2 separate regions of the Homo sapiens genome follow, and region 1 is linked to region 2. Evidence: read pairs that join two places in POLR2A ChIA-PET (ENCODE). Cell type or tissue: HepG2. All regions are shown on one strand. Each heading gives the region's core, and the rest is flanking DNA. Links, peaks and the distances in the headings are about the cores only. Region 1 overlaps FRS3 (fibroblast growth factor receptor substrate 3). Region 2 overlaps TAF8 (TATA-box binding protein associated factor 8).

The links. Peaks named below come from ENCODE experiments on the same cell type or tissue, not always from the same donor. Only the 100,000 strongest peaks of a DNase experiment are listed, where the experiment ranks them.
Region 1: POLR2A ChIA-PET joins it to region 2 with 12 read pairs; 4 of 35 experiments call an interaction of 5 or more read pairs at or near these places.

What each region holds. Positions count from the first base shown.
Region 1 is chr6:41,766,651-41,771,979 of GRCh38, forward strand. It overlaps FRS3 (fibroblast growth factor receptor substrate 3), which reads right to left. Exons shown (of 7, transcript NM_006653.5): 6 at 5,166-5,314; 7 at 3,526-4,883. The coding sequence ends at 3,969. Among named protein-coding and RNA genes, the nearest start is that of FRS3, 11 kb to the right of the region's middle. RefSeq lists an enhancer at 773-1,625. In HepG2, for the core only: no CTCF peak of the experiment used is centred there; DNase peaks (open chromatin) are centred at 741 and 2,221.
Region 2 is chr6:42,062,094-42,067,464 of GRCh38, forward strand. TAF8 (TATA-box binding protein associated factor 8) reads left to right here. Exons shown (of 9, transcript NM_138572.3): 6 at 4,219-4,366. Among named protein-coding and RNA genes, the nearest start is that of TAF8, 14 kb to the left of the region's middle. In HepG2, for the core only: no CTCF peak of the experiment used is centred there; no DNase peak of the experiment used is centred there.

The DNA.
Region 1 (5,329 bases), core at 330-5,329, 300 kb before region 2:
GTATCTTCAGGACTCCTGTTGCAGAAATCCCTGGATGGGTCCTAGCTTAGCTGCCCTACAAGCTCTGAGATTCTATCTTGGACCCTGTGAACTATACAGAGCCCTGAAGGGCTCACACAGGCCCTCCCCACCCTTGCCTCCGCCCTCCCTATACCTTTCTGAAAGCCCACGGGTGCCTCATTACAAGACCCCCCACCTGTGAGTAGGACACCCCTTGAAGATATTGGTCAGAGAGCGCCCCAGAGCTCAGGAAGCCTAAGCTCTGAGGGCCTCCCATGAGGCTGATTTGCTCTCTGGAGAGGCAGGCAGGGGCGAGTGAAGTCAAGCCTCTTCTTGCACACCTGCTCTGGCCTCTCCCGTCGACACAACCAGGAGCCATTTCTGAGGAAATGAGAGTAGAGGGGCAGAGTTGGTAGGTGGGCATAGGGCAGGCCCCAGGGGAGAGCAGGTTCACCCTATAGTTAACTGGGAAAGGCCTTGGCTTGGATTTCAGGATTCCTGAGTGGGAGCACTGGAATGTGATCCCCTGCTGGGACTCAATCCAGGGAGAAGCACCCAACACAGTCTCCCTGCAGCCCACCTGAGAGAATGAGGCTCCTTCAGGCCAGGCAGGGAGCAGGGGGTGGAGGAGACACACGACAGGCATCCAGCCCTAGCCCAAGCCACCAATTAACTTCATGGCCTGAGGCAAGTTACGTCACCTCTTGGCCTGTTTCCTCCTCTGTACAGTGATGATAACATCCCGCCAGTGAGGCCTGATAAATATTCGACAAGGCCCTGTGGAAAGCTGACTGTGTTTATACCCTTGTAAAGTGCTATTATTACCCGGGGGGACCTTGGGAAGGGCCCCTCCTGGTCTGACCTGAAATGTCACTCCCAGACAGGATGCTGGATCCTGTCCTTTCCTGAGGGCAGCCCAGGGGTGGGTAGGGCCTGTTTCTAAAGAAGAGAACCCAGCACTCGGCAAACATGCACTGATGCTGGTGATGATCTTTGGATGATGATGGTGATGGAAACTGATTCCATCTGTGCACCACAGCCTGACGGCAGGGCGGGCTCAAACACAGGGGCGGCAGTTACCCTCCTGGGCATCGCTCCCACCCACCCCTTCCCGCCAGGAAAGCTGTCCACTCACACCCTGTCCTTCCCTCGAGAGGAAAATTCCTGTAGTAGACCTCATGGGCCAGAGGCAGTGACCAGGGGAGGGGACAGGAAAGGTTGGGGGCCACACTGAGCTGGAAGTCGACTCCTTCGACACCCCCAAGCCCCACAAAATGATCATCGAAGCAATTATGACTTGCTCTAGGGAGACCCCAGGGGTCAGGCCAGGATCTGGCGACCCAGAGAATGAGAATAACTGCCCCTTCTTGATTTGTTCAGCAAAGCGACAGCCTAGGGGGACTTAAGAGTTGTGACTTCTAAGGGAACAGCTGAGTTGTTAACACAGCTTGCAGGAGCCTTGTCTACTTCCAAAGTGGGGCCATGTTCATCGTTTCATTGGCTACTTCTCATACCAGCTCCATGTCTTCCAGGTACAAAAGCCGAGCCCAATTGGGTAACCAAATGCTTAAGGTAGCAGAGATAATGACCCAGTCAGGACAGGTCTCTTAAGCCAGCCTCTGGCTACCCCATCATAGTATCTGTCCATCGATAAGGCGGAGCCTGCACTGACCCATGAGTCACAAACACGGCCAGGACCCCTAAGCCTGGTCCCGGCATAGCCATACCTGCCCCCACATATCCACCCTCCTGTTTGGAGACACCCACCACCCCAACTGTGGAGGTCATGAGTAGTAGCAGGGGTAGTGTATGTGGACATCCAAACAGAATTGAGCTGCTTGGTAAGGCTGCAGAGAGAAGACAGCATTTCCCTACTACAGTGTGGAAAACTGCAATGAATCCAGCCTGCAGCAGGTGACCCCTCTGGTCCAGAGATCAAAAGGATATAAGGGGGAGAAGGGTTTGGTGCCAGCTCTGGGGTTGTGGCAGCTGCCCTCTTGAGCTCTGCTGGGCCCCACTCGAAGGGCCTTTTCACATCCTGTTGTGGCCAGTCGTCACTGCCCATTTCACTGACAGAAAGTGACACCTGAGGTCGGGGGGTCTGAAAGCTTCCAGTCCAACCCCCACTCAGAGGAGGTAGGATCCAGGAAATGAGGCCCAGGCAGCAGTGTCCTGGACAGTAGGAGGGGGAGGGAACTGGGTGGGGTGTCTCGCCTGGGCTTGTTTCCTTGGTGACGAAGAGGACAGGTCTGCTTGCTCCACAGGACAGGGAGCTGGAGCACAAACAGTGACAAGGCTTTTCCCCAAGTTGGACAAACACAACTCTCATTCTTCACCTGGGCCCTGAGTGGCTTATCACAAAAGCAGCATTTCCTTTAGATGAACCGCACTGGGGTTTCAGACAGAAATGGAGTCTTGGAGGAAAGGAAGCCAGCAAGAGGAGGAGGAGGAGGAGAGAGGCAGCCTCATGACAGAGAAAGGAGCTCCTGGAACAGATCAGCACTAGGTTGTGTGTGCAGCACAGCCCCGCTGGACCCTGTGCTTCCAGGCAGGTGCTCCAATGTGGCGGCTCTGTTAGCGCCCAGCCTTGTGGCAGGGTAGAGGCATCCTAACAGTCCATTCCTGAAGGGACGTTCTCTAGGAAAGACACTTAGCAAGCCAGATTATCTAGTTACACATTACACTGTATTTTTTCATTTTGCTATAATCCTAGGATTTTAGTAAAGTCCTGTTTAAAGGTTTGGTCTTGACTCAGCCATGCTGGGGGCAGCTAAGGAGGATCCAGGATCCATCTCTGGGCCAAGGTGGTAAAGGACAGCAGTGCCCTTTGGGGCCTGCCTATTGGCAGGGGCGTCAGTGAGGGCTCCCCAAGAAGGCGAAGGTGTCTCTTCTGTAGCTGTGCCCGCTCCGCTGCACTCCTCACCTGTTACCAGCCTCAGAGGGCTGGGCTCTACCTCATTAGGGCAGTCCTCACAGGCTCCCCTTTTGGCTTCTAGGACTCCAGCCATCCCACCCCTTTCCTTCAACAGAGCATCCATCCCTGGCAACTGTAGGTTCATGACCAGGGCTTCTTGGAGGAGAAAAATAAATGACTGGCCGGGCGCGGTGGCTCACGCCTGTAATCCCAGCACTTTGGGAGGCTGAGGTGGGTGGATCACCTGAGGTCAGGAGTTTGAGACCAGGCTGGCCAACATGGAGAAGCCCCATCTCTACTAAAAATACAAAAATTAGCTGGGCACGGTGGCAGGCACCTGTAACTCTAGCTACTTGGGAGGCTGAGGCGGGAGAACTGCTTGAGCCCGGGAGGTGGAGATTGCAGTGAGCTGAAATCACGCCACTGCACTCCAGCCTGGGCCACAAGAGCGAAACTCTGTCTCAAAAAAAAAAAAAATCATGGACTTGTCACAAAAACCATAACTGACCCAAATTCCCCAGAGTGAAGCCCTTACCTCGATTAGGCCTGCCCTGTGTCCAACCCAGGACCACACCAGAAAAGATTCCCTAAGAAGATGATATCCACTGGGCCAGAATTTAAAAATAATTATATTAATAATAAATATGTTAAATTACATTTAAAACAATAAATAGAAAAATAAACTGATAAATAAAATCAACAGGTACAAAATGTTTCAAAATTCCAACCAAAAAAAACACACACGGACAGTCGGCAGACAAGACAAATGGACAGAACGGGAGGGCGCTAAACGCAATCACAGGAACCCTTCACAGTTGACGTCTCGGCTCCCTCCTCGCCTGGTCACCCTTCTCTCCCCAGCCTGGAGACAGACCAGGAGACTCGGTGGCTGATATCTCTGGGGACTCCAGCCAGCACAGGGAAGCATCTGGTCCCACCTCCATGCCTTCTGCAAAGCAACCCTGAACCCTGGGGAGGGTGGGTTCAGAGGACAGGAGTGTGAGGCAGAGGCTGGATCATGGTGGGGCAGAGGGTGGTGAGGACCGGGAAGTCCCTACAGAGGCAGGTCGGTGCTGTTGTGCCGGGTTTTCCTGGCGGTGCCATCGTCTCGGGGCAGAGCTCTCTGCAGGTTGGACATGGCCACGGTCTTTTTGAGGTCAATCACGGCGTAGGAGTCTGAGCTTCGGGCAGGGTGGGTGGTGGGCATGGGGGCTTGGGGGCTCGAGGGGTTCTGGGGCCCCTTAGGGCGGTCTCCACCCCAGCCCTTTAGCTCCACCTGGATGTAGTTAAGCTGCCTTGGGGGCTCGGGCCCCGGCCGGCGGAAATCAAAGTTGAAGACCCTTGGGGAGCCGCGGCGGCGGGTCAGTGGCACAGGAAAGCTGCCGTGGCTGCGGATGGCGGCCCGGGTGCTGGTGGGCTTCTGCAGTGGGGTCTCGTCCTCCTCACCATCAGGGAAGCCATTGGAAGAGGGTGTGAGCCCATCCCTCGAGTCCCCATCATCCCCAGCCTCCCCTCCCAGCTGCTGGGCTTGGCTTTCCCACACAGGGGGCAGTGGGGGCAGGTTCTCATAGTGCAGCAGGGCGGCCCGGCGGTGGGCAAGGCCATTCCAGCCCGGCTCCTCTGGGCTCAGTCTCCAGCCAGCCCCTCGCCACAGCCCCCCGGTGACGTTCTCGTAGGTGCACTTGGGCTGGGCTGGACACTCAGAAGGGGCCTCATTGTTATTATTGTGGTGTGGGGGGTCATGCAGGCTGGGACAGAGGCCCTGGCACTTCACCATGTGCCGCCGAGCAGGGGTCGGGCCCAACACAAACTTCACCTGGCCTGGCTGCAAGAACACCTGTGGGTCCCGTTGGTCAGGTCCCCGGGCCTGCGGGAGGAAGGGTGCCTGACCCTCAGGCAGGGGCTGCAGGCAGTGGCGGCCCCTGCGGTGGTCATCTTCACTGGCCGGTGTGTTGACATAGGTGTGGGACTGGGGAAAGAGTCCAAGTGAGGCAGGAGTGTCCCAGGGCAGGGAGAAAAGAGAACAGAAGGGACAGGATGAGAGAAAAGAAGCACACAGAAAAAGACCTGGAGTTTCTTCTTCCTTGTCCTCCAACCCTTCTGAGGAAGCTGCTCCCTTTTGGGGACAGGAAGGGACCGTTACAATGTTCTTCCCCTTCCCGTGATCCTTACTGGGAGGAGGTGGCCTTATTTCCTATCCCTCGTCCCCACCCAGACCAACAGGGCAGGGGCTGGCCGGCTGCGTGCTCACCTGCTCATCAGGAGCAATGAGGGCATGGGTGGACTCTTCCCCAAGCGAGGGGTGCCGCAGGCTGCTTGTCGAGAGCCGCCGGGGAGCTGAGAATCGTGGGCCCTCTCCAGGGCAGCCATTGGAAAAGCTGGAGACAGTGTAGCCTAGAGCTGAGCACACGGGAG
Region 2 (5,371 bases), core at 306-5,305:
CCCTTTCATTATCTTTTAACATTACATAAAAATCATCTTCAGAAGAGAAAAACAAATTTCATATTTGTACTAGCGCATCTTTAATGTTAAAGCTAGTTTTTTAAATAAAATTTTATATCTCTACCCAGTTTTAATTAGTTTGACCATACAGTAAGATTTTCATAAACTTTTTAGAACCCTTTACAATTTTCCACCAAACAGTAGGTCAATTTTCTAAGAAAACCCTGTTATTCAGACACGTGGGTCCAGATTCTGGCCCCACATCAGTATGATTTTAATGTTTTAGCCTACAGAAAAAAGCTAAATAATTTCTTTTAAATCTTAGCCAACTTGTTGATACCCACAGAATTTTTACACGATCAACCCTTTACAAACCTTTTTTACTTAGCTTAAATCTTCAGTTTCGATTCTGTTACTCTTTTAGGTTAAGACAATCTTTTTTTTTTTTTTTTTTTTTTTTGAGACAGAGTCTTGCTCTGTTGCCAGGCTGGAGTGCAGTGGTGCGATCTCAGCTCACTGCAACCTCCACCACCTCCCGGGTTCAAGTGATTCTCCTGCCTCAGCCTCCCAAGTGGCTGGGACTACAAGCGCCTGCCACCAAGCCTGGCTAATTTTTTTTTTTTTCTTAAGTAGAGATGGGGTTTCACCATATTGACCAGGCTGGTCTCGAACTCCTGACCTTGTGATCCACCTACCTTGGCCTCCCAAAGTTTTGGGATTACAGGCATGAGCCACCGTGCCTGGCCAAGACAATCTTTAAAACCCTCTGAACTAGACAAAATTACATTCCCTTTAACAAAAGCTATGGCTAAAGCTATGCCAAGTTCACATGGCATTCTCTATCTCTGTCTTCCTGTGGCCAGCTTCTTAGGAGGACACTAGTCATATTGCACTAGGGACCCACCTTACCTTAGTAAGACCTCATCTTCACTGTGCTTACATCTGCAGTGACCCTATTTCCAAATAAGGTCATATTGTGAGGTACTAGGACATATCAAAAATGTTTTTTTGTGGGGACACAGTTCAACCCATAACATTCTTTAACTCTTTTATATAGTATATCCCTATCTGTAACATTTTTTTTTGAAACAGGGTCTCACTTTGTTGCCCAGGCTGCTGGAGTGCAATGGGCGATCTCAGCTCACCACAGCCTCGACCTTCTAGGCTCAAGTGATCCTCCCACCTCAACCTCCCGAGTAGCTGGGACTACAGGGGTGCACCACCATGCCCAGCTAATTTTTGTATCTTCTGTAGAGACAAGATATCGCCATGTTGCCCAGGCTGGTCTCAAACTCCTGGGCGCAAGCAGTTCACCCAGGCATGGGTACATACTCCAGTATATGTTTGCTTATTTATGTGAATATTATAATGTAACATTGTACAAAATAATGTACATTAAAAGATAATCTTACCCTTTTAAAATGTTCAGGAAACCTATAACCTTTTCTAGCGGGAGCAATTGCCTCTGCTTTTTATTTTTTGAAATCATAGGGTTTTTGTTTGTTTTGTTGTTCTTGTTTGTTTTGTTGTTGTTGTTATTTTATAGAGATGGGGACAGGTTTTTTGTCTTTCTGTGGTGCTCAAGCTGGTCTTGAACTCCTAGCCTTAAGTAGTCTTTGCACCTTGGCCTCCCAGAGTGCTGGGATTACAGGCATGCACCACTGTGCTCAGTCTTTTTTTAGAGGTGGAGTTCTCGCTCTGTTGCCCAGGCTGGAGTGCAGTGGTGTAATCATGGCACTACAGCTTTGAACTCCCGGGCTCAAGCAGTCCTCCCACCTCAGCCTGCAGAGTAGCTAGGACCACAAGCACACGCTACCATGCCAGCCTAGAAATCTTGGTTTAATACTTGATGGAATAGTAAGTTGGAGGTCAGAATCTAAGATTAGTTTATTTTGATACTTTAATGGCTCTCATAGTTGAAAATGGTACATCACAAACATATGTAACATCATTGGCTGCTCTTAATAAATCATAAAACTAATTTTTTTCATCCTCATTTACTCATTATCCAAAGAATTTGGTTGAAAATTTTCTATTAAATTTCTAATTTATTGAGTGCCAAAAGTTGTCTTAGGAATCATTACAAGATTTTGCATTTTAATGTTTTTAACAAGTACAATATGTTCAAAATCCACTCATTTTATTATTGGGAAGTTTTGGGGTTTTTTTGTGGGGGGTGGACAGAGTCTCGCTCAGTCCCCCAGGCTGGAGTGCAGTGGTGTGATCTCGGCTCACTTCAACCTCTGTCTCCCAGGTTCAAGCGATTCTCATGTCTCAGCCTCCCCCAAGTAGTTGGGATTACAGGTGCCCACCACCACGCCTGGCTAATTTTTGTATTTTTAGTAGAGACCGGGTGTTACCATGTTGACCAGGCTAGTCTCAAACTCCTGACCTCAGGTAATCTATCCGCCTCGGCCTCCCAAAGTGCTGGGATTACAGGTGTGAGCCACCACACCCAGCCTTTTGGGAAGATTTTTAACACGTCAGAAAATTCTGTTTCTTTGTTTAAGTACAGATGTGAGAACTGTATAGGTGACACACTTGAACTGATGGTGACAACAAAGAAACATTTCCAGGTGCCTTCTTTAAAAATGCTATCTCAGCCTGTAATCCCAGCACTTTGGGAGGCTGAGGCGGGTGGATCACAAGGTCAGGAGATCGAGACCATCCTGGCAAACACAGTGAAACCCGTCTCTACTAAAAATACAAAAAAATTAGCCAGGAGTGGTGGCAGGCGTCTGTAGTCCCAGCTACTCGGGAGGCTGAGGCAGGAGAATGGCATGCACCCGGGGGGCGGAGCTTGCAGTGAGCAGAGATCCCGCCACTGCACTCCAGCCTGGGTGACAGAGCAAGACTCTGTCTCAAAAAAAAAAAAAAAAAAAAAATGGTATCTCAGTATCATGAAGAGTAGTTACTTTATTGGTCGTTGTTAAAATGTCACCGTTGCCATTACCAATTAAAATGTTTTCCGGCTGGGCGCGGTGACTCACACCTGTAATCCCAGCACTTTGGGAGGCCAAGGTGGGTGGATCATCTGAGGTCAGGAGTTCGAGACCAGCCTGGCCAACATGATGAAACCCCATCTCTACTAAAAATACAAAAATTAGCTGGGCATGGTGGCACGTGCCTGTAGTCCCAGCTACTCAGGAGTCTGAGGCAGGAGAATCGCTTGAACCCAGGAGGTGGAGGTTGCAGTGAGCTGAGATGGCGCCACTGCACTCCAGCCTGGGTGACAGAGCAAGACTCTGTCTCCAAAAAATAAAAATAATAAAATAAAAAGTTTTGGCTCATTTCTCATTCTGATCTCAATCATTTTCACTCCATAACTTGATTGCCAGCAAGCTCATAATTAGGAGGAAGAGTAGCAGCCTGCCGTTTTCTTGGTCACTTGCACGTATAATAAGATCTTCAGCCTCTCTTTCTTTGAGGGAATCTTTTTGGAACAATGTATCCATATTGTGAGGATTGATTTAATAAGATGGGATGGTATAATCCACAAGTCCACATAGGCAGCCACTCCCATACTGCAGGAGGTCACATTGCGCTGATGGAACCTGTGGTCCCCATCAGGGCTTCCCTGGGGGCACTCCCACTCTTTCTTCACGATGCGTCTCTTAGACCCGAGACCATCTGTCATGGGAGCTGAATGAAGGCTCCAAGACAATCTCTACAGTAAATATTTGTACATTTCTTAATTTTTAATTAGAAATGAATATTAATGTAGTTACATTGTTTTTCCACCTTTCTACTGTGCTTTGGTGATCTTGGCTCTAACTAATAGTATTGGGTCATTTAATTTAATTTTATTTATTTATTTATTTTTTGAGACAGAGTCTCGCTCCTGCTGCACAGGCTGGAGTGCAATGATGCAGTCTCGGCTCACTGCAACCTCCGCCTCCTGGGTTCAAGCGATTCTCCTGCCTCAGCCTCCCAAGTAGCTGGGATTACTGGTGCCCACCACCACACCCAGCTAATTTTTGTATTTTTGGTAGAGACGGGGTTTCGTTATGTTGGCCAGGCTGGTCTCAAACTCCTGATCTCAGGTGATCCACCAGCCTTGGCCTCCCAAAGTGCTGGGATTACAGGTGTGAGCCACTGTGCCTGGCCTGGTATTGGGTCATTTTAGAGAACAGGGCATAGCAACAGCAAGCCAGGGAGCTGATGAAAGCAGAATGATACTTCGGCATCACCCCAGTGTCTTTGCTGCTCTCTTCGTAGACGTACCGTGAGCCCGTGTCAGACTACCAGGTCCTGCGGGAGAAGGCTGCATCCCAGAGGCGCGATGTGGAGCGGGCACTTACCCGTTTCATGGCCAAGACAGGCGAGACTCAGAGTCTTTTCAAAGATGACGTCAGCACATTTCCATGTGAGAGTTGCCCCACTGTGTGGACCCTGTCTTATTTGAAACACTCACATTATCTTTTCTTTCTCTCAGCATGGTAGGAAGAAACAAATAAGCTTTTGTCCTTCCCTTGGGTACAGCTTGCCTCTCAGATTTCTGGCTCCCTTCCCCAGGTCTTAAGAGTCTGTCCTTAACTGACGACTCCAAAACAGTAATGGTCTCTGTTGGGACTGGCTGCTTGAGGTCCATAGAGTTACCTTGAGGGTAGCCTAGGCCTAGGCATCAGAGACACTTGGTGGCAGCCCAGGTAGTAGAAGAACATTGGCATCAGGGGCCAGTTGCCCATCGTGATGTTCCCTCGTAGGTCCCACCTCATTTAACTTGGCATCTCAGCACTATTTGGCCATGTTGACCAAGCTACTTCATTTCCAAAGACCTCAGTTTTTACAAATGTGAGTGAGGGAGGTTGGTTTGGGTGATTCATTCATTCAGCAAGCTCCTGTGGAACGCCCGCTGTGTGCCTGGCTCTGGAATAACAGCAGCTGCCGGTTGTTAAGTGCCAGATACTGTGCTCATCATTTCCCATACATTATCTCATTAAATCCTCTTGTGAGCCTCTGAGTTGGGAACTGATATATCACTACCTTCATAGGAACCCTTCAATGAGGCACAAGAGAAGAGAAATGAAGTCACTTCCTCAAGGAACATGGCTAGTAGACATCATTCAAACCTAGCTCTTACTGCAGGACCCCACATCTGACCCACAGCAAAAATAATTCTGGAGTTTTTGTGGGTTTTTTTGAGACAGAGTCTTGCTTTGTCATCCAGCCTGGAATACAGTGGCGCAATCTCTGCTCACTGCAACCTCCGCCTCCCGGGTTCCAGCGATTCTTCTGCTTCAGCAAGTAGCTGGGACTACAGGCAGGAGCCACCACACCCAGCTAATTTTTTGTATTTTTAGTAGAGACGGGGTTTCACCCAGTTGGCCAGGTTGGTCTTGAACTCCTGAGCTCAAGTGATCTGCCTGCC